Linked DNA regions of Homo sapiens: all the other regions are linked to region 1. Evidence: chromatin contacts called from ENCODE Hi-C or POLR2A ChIA-PET data. All regions are on one chromosome and are shown on one strand. The core of a region is the stretch at or near the end of the contact, and the rest is flanking DNA. Distances in the headings are between cores, read along the strand shown.

Region 1 (2,788 bases), core at 95-2,594:
TAAAAAAAAAAAAAAAAAAGAGTAAAAAATTGATGAAAGAACGCTGCTGCCACGTCTTTGCCCCTCCCCCCTTCACGTAGTGGCTATTTCATCCCCTCCGAGTGCATTCCAAGCGAAAGTCCGAGAACCACTGCTCTCGGAGAAACCAGAAACAGTTAAGTGGAAATTGGCAAGTCTCTTTGGCCTTTTAGATCAATTCCTAAAAGAGGATCTAGCTGCTTCTTCAACCCTTTCTTAAAGAAAACAGTGCAAAATTCCAAGAGTCTTCACTCTATCCGGAACGCGTAAGATGTTAGTGTCTAAACATTGAATTTGTATGTAACAGAGTCGATTATTTAGGAGAAAGAGTCTCACAGTTATCATACCATCCTTCCTCCCCATTGAAACATACATCCGGGGGCCAGCCATGTAATCCAACTCAAAATCCTCACACAACCATGGAATTTGTTGGACTGATGTGGACTTTTAAAAGCTGCAAATTCTCGGCAGAGAGAGACAGAGAGACAGAGATTGAGAGAAGAGCTCTTGTCTCTTTTTAAAAAAAGTTATGGGGAAGAAGAGGGAAGGAAGCTTCCCTGACGACGAGGTGACCTGAGAGCCTACTTCCTCGGCGCTACGAGCAGAAAGCTCGGCGCCCCGGGCTACGTCTGGCAGCTAATGCTGCACCGCTGCGCGCAACAGATGAGTTCAGCCGGAACTTTCTGGGGAGGTCCCCCCAGCTCCCGGCGACTTTCGATAGGGCAAAAATGCCTGGCGCGCTGCGGATCCAGCTCCAAGCCTTAAAATCCGCTCTCCACCGCCACATGCGAACCATCTGCGGCTGTGGCGGCCAAAAGCCCACGCCCCGCGCTTGCGTTCCCCTTAGCCTCGTTAGGGAGGACCAGGTGCAGGGGAACTTGGAAAAAAAAAAAAGCAACAGAGTGATTCCTCCCCGGGAAGGAAAATTCAAGAAAGTCCTGGTCCCTAGGGCGGGGACTGAGGCTGCAGCAGCCCCAGCGGTCCGAGGCGCACTAGGGACAGAGGTGGGAAGGGGGGCACGAAGGAGCGCGGGCGCCGGGAGTCGCGTGGCGCAGGGAGAGGGGCCGAGTCTCCCGAGGGGAAGGAACCGAGGCTGCTGTGGTAACCTGGGGAACCCCCGCCCCAGAAGTACCACCACAGCGGGAAGGAATGGATCGCCGCAGCCGTCCGAGAAGGTCCACGGCTGCCCAGTGGCCTCAGTCTCCGGGATCGAGGGAGCGTCTCACCTGGAAAGTGGGACGAGAGGGCGGCGCGCTCTTCAGCCCCCAGTCGCCTCCACTCGGAGCGGCTACTTCCTACCCTCAGCCCGCTGGCGGCGCGACTGGGCAGCAGAGGGAGCCCGTTAGCCCTTTTATAACCTCTAGGCCGCGATGGCAGCGCCAGGGAGGAGGCGACTGCAGCCCTCGCTACGTGAGCTCGATCACACCAGCGCCCCGGCGACTGCGCAGGCGCCAAGCCCGTGCCTCCCTGCTGCCCCCACCCGTGGCCGGCCCGTGGAGTCTGAGGCCGAGAGGAGTGGCTGGGACCGGCCGCCGTGGTGTGGGTAAGCGGGAGTGGGATGTAACGCGCCTGCGCAGGGTTCTCGCCCCGCCACCGTTACCGTGGTTACCACGGGGTTTCCCCCGCTCCTGTTCAGTTTGCCTCCTTGATTTCAGGGTCCGCGTCAGGCCTAAGCGACGAGGCCGCCGGCAATAAAGTATCTTAAAAATGAGAAGAGGAACGTGGGAGTGTAGAAAATAAAGCAGAATTTTTCTAGGGTGGAAAATAATAGAGATTCAGTCTTGGTATCTCAGCTGTCTTGTTCCTCTCACATCTCAGCACTCATTTTATACTAATCGTGCTCTATCTCCTACCTTTATACCTTATCAGTAGATAATAGACTAAGAGCTCCAGGGTCAGGTTATCTCAATTCAAATCCTGCCTCAATCCTGTGTGTAACACTAGGCATTAACAACCTCTCCGTATCCGTTTACTCATCTGTAAAATAGAAATGACGGTACTACCCATCTTGTAAGATTCTTGTGAGAATAAAATGAGATAATGTATGTAAAGCACTTAACACATGCCTCACACACAGAAATGACTTAGTAAATATTAGATTCTCCAGTAACATTAATTTATATAAGGCACCCAATGTTGCGTTTGATCTTAGTCTAACATTTGCCTTAGTTATAAAGTAACCCCAAACCAAGGGTTTCTTTATATCTCCCTGTACTATGAGGGAGAATACAATGAAGAAGATAATTTTTTCCTTGTCAGTTAAAGAGAAAAATGAGTTGCTAAGACTTGTTATTCATTAAGAATTGTGGTTTCTAAAGTTTTCCATGTATGCTAAAAAGTATAGCAATAATTAACATTTGACTTACGCAGGAGGTGAGTGATTATATAGCTACAGAAAGAGAGAGAGGGTACTCTGGGAGCACTAGGCAACTAAAAAGTAGATATAATGATGTCTAAATCAATGGTTCTGAAAGCGTAGTCAGGGAATCCATAAGGTCAAAATTATTTTCATACTAAGACTTTATTTTCATACTAAGACTTACTGCCTTTTTCACTCTAATAACAATACAGTGAGGTCTTCCAGAGACTACATGCCTGTGATACAGATGGAACGCAGACACAGATATGAGAATCTTCTATTAGCCCAGACACTGAAGAGATTTGCAGAAATGTAAAATAATGCCACTCTTCTCACTAAATTATTTTGCTTTGGAAAATAGTTATTTTTCATTAAAAATATGTTATTAGGCCAAATGAAGTGGCTCACACC
Region 2 (2,788 bases), core at 164-2,663, 1.1 Mb before region 1:
AGAAAGGCCATTTCTGCTCAATCTTACTGCCCCACCTCTACTTCCAACTTGCAAAGATCTCTTGAAACCCTGCCTCCTGTTGTGGGAGCTAGTTTTCTTTTCTTTTTTTTCCTTTTCATTACACAGTTTCATTTTGACATAACAGTAGATTCACACGCAATTTTAATAAATTGTACAGAGAGGTCTCATGAATCTGTTACCCACTTCCCCCTATGGTAACATTCTGTGAAAGCCTAGCCTAATGTCACAATCAGAATGTTGACTTCATACAGAATCCCCTGTGGTGCCCTTTTATAACTACACTCACTTCCCTCCTGCCCCCACCCCTTCCTTGACCCTTGGCAATACTAGTCTGTTCTCCATTCTTACAGTTTTGTCATTTCAGGAATGTTCTATAAATGGAATTATGCAGTGTGTAACCTTTTGTGATTGGCTGTTTTCACTCAGCACAGTTCCCTGGAAATTCATCCAAGTTATTGTATGTGTATCAGTGTTGTTTTTTTTTACTAAGTAGGTAAAACAAGGGACACAGACCTGTTCTCCTGGCATCCCTCCCTGGTTAGCAAGAGATTCAGCAGGCCGCTGCCACTCTGGCCTTGCTGATAGCTAGTGTGTGTGCAGGCAGCAGCTCCCGCTGTCTGTAAGAGCGCCAGGGTAGTGAAGTTGGGTGCTCTAAAAGTAGTGGCTCTCCATCTTTGCTGATTCTAGGTTAGAATCACCTAAGGAGCTTTAAGTAATCTTGATGCCCAGGCCACACCAATGCAATCTGAATCTGGAGGTGGCACCCAGGCCTCAGTGATTTGTAAACTTCTCTGGATGATTCTTATGCTGTCAGAGTTGAAAACCAGTCCTCTAAAACAGCCGCAGCAGATTCACAATAGCTGTGCCATCCTCCACCCATGATAGATGTCACAGAGCAATCGCAGCACTCGTATTTTCAAATACGGCGCTCCAGGCAGCCCCTTCCCATCTGTCAGCTTTGGCCCGGGGTGGAAATTGACTTGCCCTCTTAGCTGAGAAACCGTTTGGCCATGGCCATGTCCAGGTGTGCCCAGGCCCGAGGCCTGACATGTTAGGTGAGTGTCCCTGTAAGTAATGCTGGAAAGGTGGGCCCTTGACCGATAGGAATAGTTGCAGCAGGCAGAGATCGCCTGGGGCTGGTTCTATAAGATAAACCCGAAGTGGATCAGCCAGTGTCCCTCCCCTGCAGCCCAGCATGGGGAGAGATGTACCCAAGAAATACCAACCAACAGTGCCATTGGCATAGACGGGCTCTGGCTGACATTTGTTCAGACCAGCAATAATGCCCAGCCTGTGTGCAATCTTCCCAATTTTCGGAGCTCACACAGCTTCCTTGATGCTCACAACAACCCTGTGGGGCCAGCCTAAGCTCAGAGAAGTTAAATTCCTCACCCAACGTCAGCAGAGAGTAAGTGGGAGAGCTGGGACCCACTCCAAGTCTGTCCGAGTTCAGGGCCATCTGTCCAACGCTCAGAGCAGTTAGACAATTGACCTCTGTTTCCACTGGCAGACCGAGTGTAGATGGGCTCCTCTGTGGCCATAGATCAGTCAGAGGATAGCAGCAGACACATGCGGACCAAGCCTCCTGCTGCCCAAGACCCCTGTGGCCCCTCTCTCCCTAACCGCTGCTTCTCCTACAGATCTAGTGCAGAGATGTTGGACAGAACACAAGAGGTTGAAGTCAGGGCGGGAGCAGGAAAAAAAAAAAGAATAAGAAGAAAAGAGGCTGGAGTTCCTCCTTTCATCACAGGAATAAAACCCCTTCCTGCTGTCAATGGGACCATTAAGTGGGAGTTTGAGGAAGCTCCAGAGGATTCAAATTCTGTTGCCACTGTATAGAAACAGAGGAGACCGACGCAGTGACTCACATCTGTAATCCCAGCACTTTGGGAGGCTGAGGCGGGCAGATCACTTGAGGTCAGGAGTTCAAGACCAGCCTGGTCCGCATGGTGAAACCCTGTCTGTACTAAAAATACAAAAAAATTAGCTGGGCGTGGTGGTGCCTAACTGTAATCCCAACTACTCGGGAGGCTGAGGCAGGAGAATGGCTTGAACCCGGGAGGCGGAGGTTGCGTTGAGCCAAGATTGTGCCACTGCACTCCACCCTGGGTAACAAGAGTGAGACTGTCTCAAAAAAAAAAAAAAAAAAAGACAGAGGAAATAGAAGTAGGGTTGGAAGAAAACAGGGAGCAGAAGAAATTCTCCTCTCTGTCCTGTCCCTTACTTGATCATTCTCCAGGATCAGAAAGCCTCCTTAGAAGGTCAGGAAGGAGGATAGAGCAAGAATTAGGGATCCTAGACTTATGCATGGAGAGTTTTTCTCTACCCGGTTATCTCAGAAATCCTGTAATGGAGCCGTCTTTCCAGAGGTGCAGAACAAAATGGGAAGCTGTGGCCATTGTGTAGCCATTGAAGGCTAGCCCATGGTCCCCTCACAGCTTCCATGGGCTTCTCCCGAGCATGTGCACGTATGATGCACCCATTGCATGTATACGTACATGCACACATTTCTGGTCAAAAGGTTGATGATTGATAAAACTGACAAAAGCTCCAAACCCCACAAATGAGCACAGCGTTTTGTAATAATGAGCATGACCAAAATGGGAAAAAATAGGGCACATGAGGGATGAGGGAAGAAAAAGGACTCCAGGGCCCAGAAGATTCCTAGGCTTCCTTAGCCACCTCCTCCTAAAGTAGGGGTAATAAGTACATGGCACATGTGCCAGCCCTTCCCCTGTGATATAGTTGGGATATTTGTCCGCACCCA
Region 3 (2,788 bases), core at 100-2,599, 1.0 Mb before region 1:
CGAGAGGAAGGAGCCAGCCCCGCCGGGCCGCCGCCTGCGACTTCCCCTCTGATCCACAGGTGCCGGTAAACAAAAGTGCCGCAGCTACCCCCCCGCCCCCACCCCGCGGAGTTCGGCCCAAGGTTACGCCGGGGTTCGGGCGGCGCCCGCCGGGGGCCCCCAAACCCAGCTTCTGGACTCTCCCCGGCTTCTCAAGCCCACCGGGCCGGGAGCCTTCCTCTGGCTCCGAGCTGCTCCCCTCGCTCCAGGCTGGATTCCCCCCTGAAATGTTGGTCCGGGAAAACCAGCCTGGGTCCTCGCGCGCCCTTCTGCACGGGGACCCCAGCCCACCCCCGTACGGACACGCCTTCCACCATCTCGCCTAGAAGGCTGCTGGGACCCCAGACCCAGAGCCCCGGTCACACTCCCGTCCCATGCTGTCCCCCTCCCGCAAAGCCCACGGTGGGAACAGAGGGCACCGCGCGAGCCGATGCCACCCTCACTGCCGGCCCCACCCAGACCTGCCGGTGCTGCAGTGCCCCGTATGTGCAGCCTGCAGCATCCCAGCGGCTGGGGCAGGCCCGGGGGCGGCTCGCACAACGCAGCTGGGGACCGGGTCGGGGTCCAGCGGCAGCCGGGGTCCGGGTCCCCCCGGCCCCGCACCCCTTCCCACTCCCGGCCCGCAGGGGAGACCCCGGAGCGCGCGACCCCGGAGCGTCGGGCAGGTGTGGAGCTGGGGGTCCCGGGGCTGGGGGGTCCCAGGGCCGCCGGCCCGGGCCGCAGGGACAGGGGAGGGGCGCTGGGCTGTGACCCCCAGTACTGTTTACTTTCCGTGTAATTAGCCGGCCAGGCTGCGGAGCCTCGGGCTGCGACGTGCGGCGGCCGCTCCCGCAGACCCCGGAGCTCAATCCCCGAACCCGCAACCCCGGGTCTCTGCCTTGGCAGCCCTGCGGACTCACGTCTCGGAAGCGGTTCCAGTGCTTGATCTTGCCGCTGTACTGCGAGATGGACGACAGCCATTGCTCGTCCTCCATGAAATTGCCGGGGGTCTCGCCCTCCTTGAGCCCCTTGGCGTCGCCTTCGGCCAGGGCTGCCGCGGCCAGGAGCAGCAGCGGCAGCACCAGCCGCCCGCAGCCCGGGGCGCGCATCGTGGTCTGGGTTCGACCTGGGGGGGTCTTGACTTCTGCAGTATTTTAATGTCCTTCCTCCCACCCCGCTGCTGGCGAAGCGCACGCGGCTGTCCTCAGCTCTCCTCCCGCGGTCTGCCTCCGGTGACTGGCGGAGAGTGGGTCGCGGCTGAAATGTGACCTGGTTAGGAGATGCACTTGTCTGAAAAAGCCCAGCACTGGACGCGGAGAGGGAGAGAGAATCAGAGAGGCTGCGCCAGCAGGGGCTGTAACTGTAGCATCAGCATCACGTTTGACATCATCATACCTGGTTTAAAAAAAAAAAAAAAAAAGGAGTGGGTAGATTTCAAAGCGAAGCGCTCCCTCGATGAGAGCGCCAAACGCCAGCCAGCCGCAGCGGGGCCCAGCCCCGCCTGGCACACAGGGAGTTGCAGACCAAGAAATCCAGAATCCCGAAATGTCCCTGAGCTCCCTCAAAGGATGGAGAGCAAGAAGGGCCCCAGGATCTCCCCGGGGAAGATGGGATGGGGGAGAGGGCACAAAACTCTCCGGTTACAAAGCCAGCCAGGCTCAGGTGTCGGAAAGGGAATTTGGCCAGACACTGTTTTTCTCCCCTTGCCTCCCACCCAGAGGGGCCTGCGCCACAGCCCTGACAGCTGGCTTCCTGCGAGTTATGGCTCTACCGTAATGGGTGGCTTCGTTAAGACAAAAGCCGTATAACAACTGGCTGCTCAGAACCATTGCTCCCCAGCGGCACCGCGTTGCGCAAGGCAAGGCCTGAGCACTGAGTGGCTGGTGAAACAGAGGCAGATGTCCTCCTCCCCAGGCAGCTGTTTAGGGGCTGTCACCCGTTTTGTCAGCTCTTCCCAGGACAACCCTAAAAGGCAAATGTCTGACCATTTCATCTGCCTTGGAGGCTGCAAATTTGGAAAAGGCATATTTGCTTATGGTTTTTTGACTTCAAGTTAGTTTGAATAAGCCACTGGGGAAGCCGGGGAGTGGGGGGCTGGGGTGGGGTGCTGGTTTTGTTTGAGGTGTTTCGGGTTTTGTTGAAACTGCGACCCTCCTTATTGGCTGTAGATTTAAATGTTGACATACCAGCGGGGAAGGCTGGAGGCTGGCCACAGTCCCAAGAGCACAGCAGAAATGGGGACAGGTTTACATTACAAATACATTAAAGAGGAAACATCATCTGATGGGACAAAACCTAGTGAACTTTTGGGACCCAAGCCCTAGATTGTGTTTTTATAAAAAGACTTAGCTGCTGTGATCTAAAAATAAAATAAAAATTTAAAATGCTTTAAAAAACATAATCTTAATCAGTAGGAAAAAACATAGCTTACAAGGTTCCTTGTCACCCTGAATCTGGCCTATCTGGGAACTCTGAATGCCTCAGTGGCTCAGGCCGGAGTCTCGTTGGGAAAACAGAAAACAATAGCTCCCTTTCCATGTTTTCTTGTTTCCTTTGCTGTTGGATTTAGTGGTGGTGCTGCAGTGAGGCCCTGGCCATTGACGTCTTCATCTCACAGTAATAAAGCATTCTTCCTGGGTGTGTCCTGGCGCTGTACAGTGAGAGAGCACGGCTTGCTGTCGTGGAGACTAGAGGACAGAATCCCACTTACTGGCTGGATTCTTGAGCAATTACCTATTTTCTATCTAAAACTAATGGTAATACCATCATT

What was found. Hi-C counts contacts between places; a loop is a spot of excess contacts on that map. ChIA-PET counts read pairs that join two places held with the same protein, here RNA polymerase II (POLR2A). Pooled maps may share reads with other maps.
Region 2: a pooled map shows a loop between it and region 1 (2.2-fold over the local background). The contact joins the enhancer-like site here to the promoter of P4HA1 in region 1. A Hi-C loop is called at or near these places in 1 of 50 pooled maps. POLR2A ChIA-PET finds 5 or more read pairs at or near these places in 2 of 52 experiments (K562 and MCF 10A).
Region 3: a loop to region 1 is called in a pooled map, with 3 times the contacts of the local background. The contact joins the promoter of SPOCK2 here to the promoter of P4HA1 in region 1. A Hi-C loop is called at or near these places in 4 of 50 pooled maps. POLR2A ChIA-PET finds 5 or more read pairs at or near these places in 7 of 52 experiments (CD4-positive, alpha-beta memory T cell, PC-9, Panc1 and 4 more).

Annotation. Positions count from the first base shown.
Region 1 is chr10:73,095,522-73,098,309 of GRCh38, forward strand. P4HA1 (prolyl 4-hydroxylase subunit alpha 1) reads right to left here and starts at 1,345. Exons shown (of 15, transcript NM_001017962.3): 1 at 1,245-1,345. RefSeq lists enhancers at 726-1,481, 1,726-1,795 and a silencer at 1,366-1,695.
Region 2 is chr10:71,985,563-71,988,350 of GRCh38, forward strand. The region is part of intron 1 of CHST3 (carbohydrate sulfotransferase 3); the gene reads left to right. Among named protein-coding and RNA genes, the nearest start is that of CHST3, 23 kb to the left of the region's middle. Within about 2 kb of position 1,414, at least 21 of the 41 ENCODE cell types and tissues checked have a DNase peak (open chromatin) inside an H3K27ac peak, as active enhancers do.
Region 3 is chr10:72,087,202-72,089,989 of GRCh38, forward strand. It overlaps SPOCK2 (SPARC (osteonectin), cwcv and kazal like domains proteoglycan 2), which reads right to left and starts at 1,350. Exons shown (of 11, transcript NM_001244950.2): 1 at 939-1,350. The coding sequence starts at 1,127.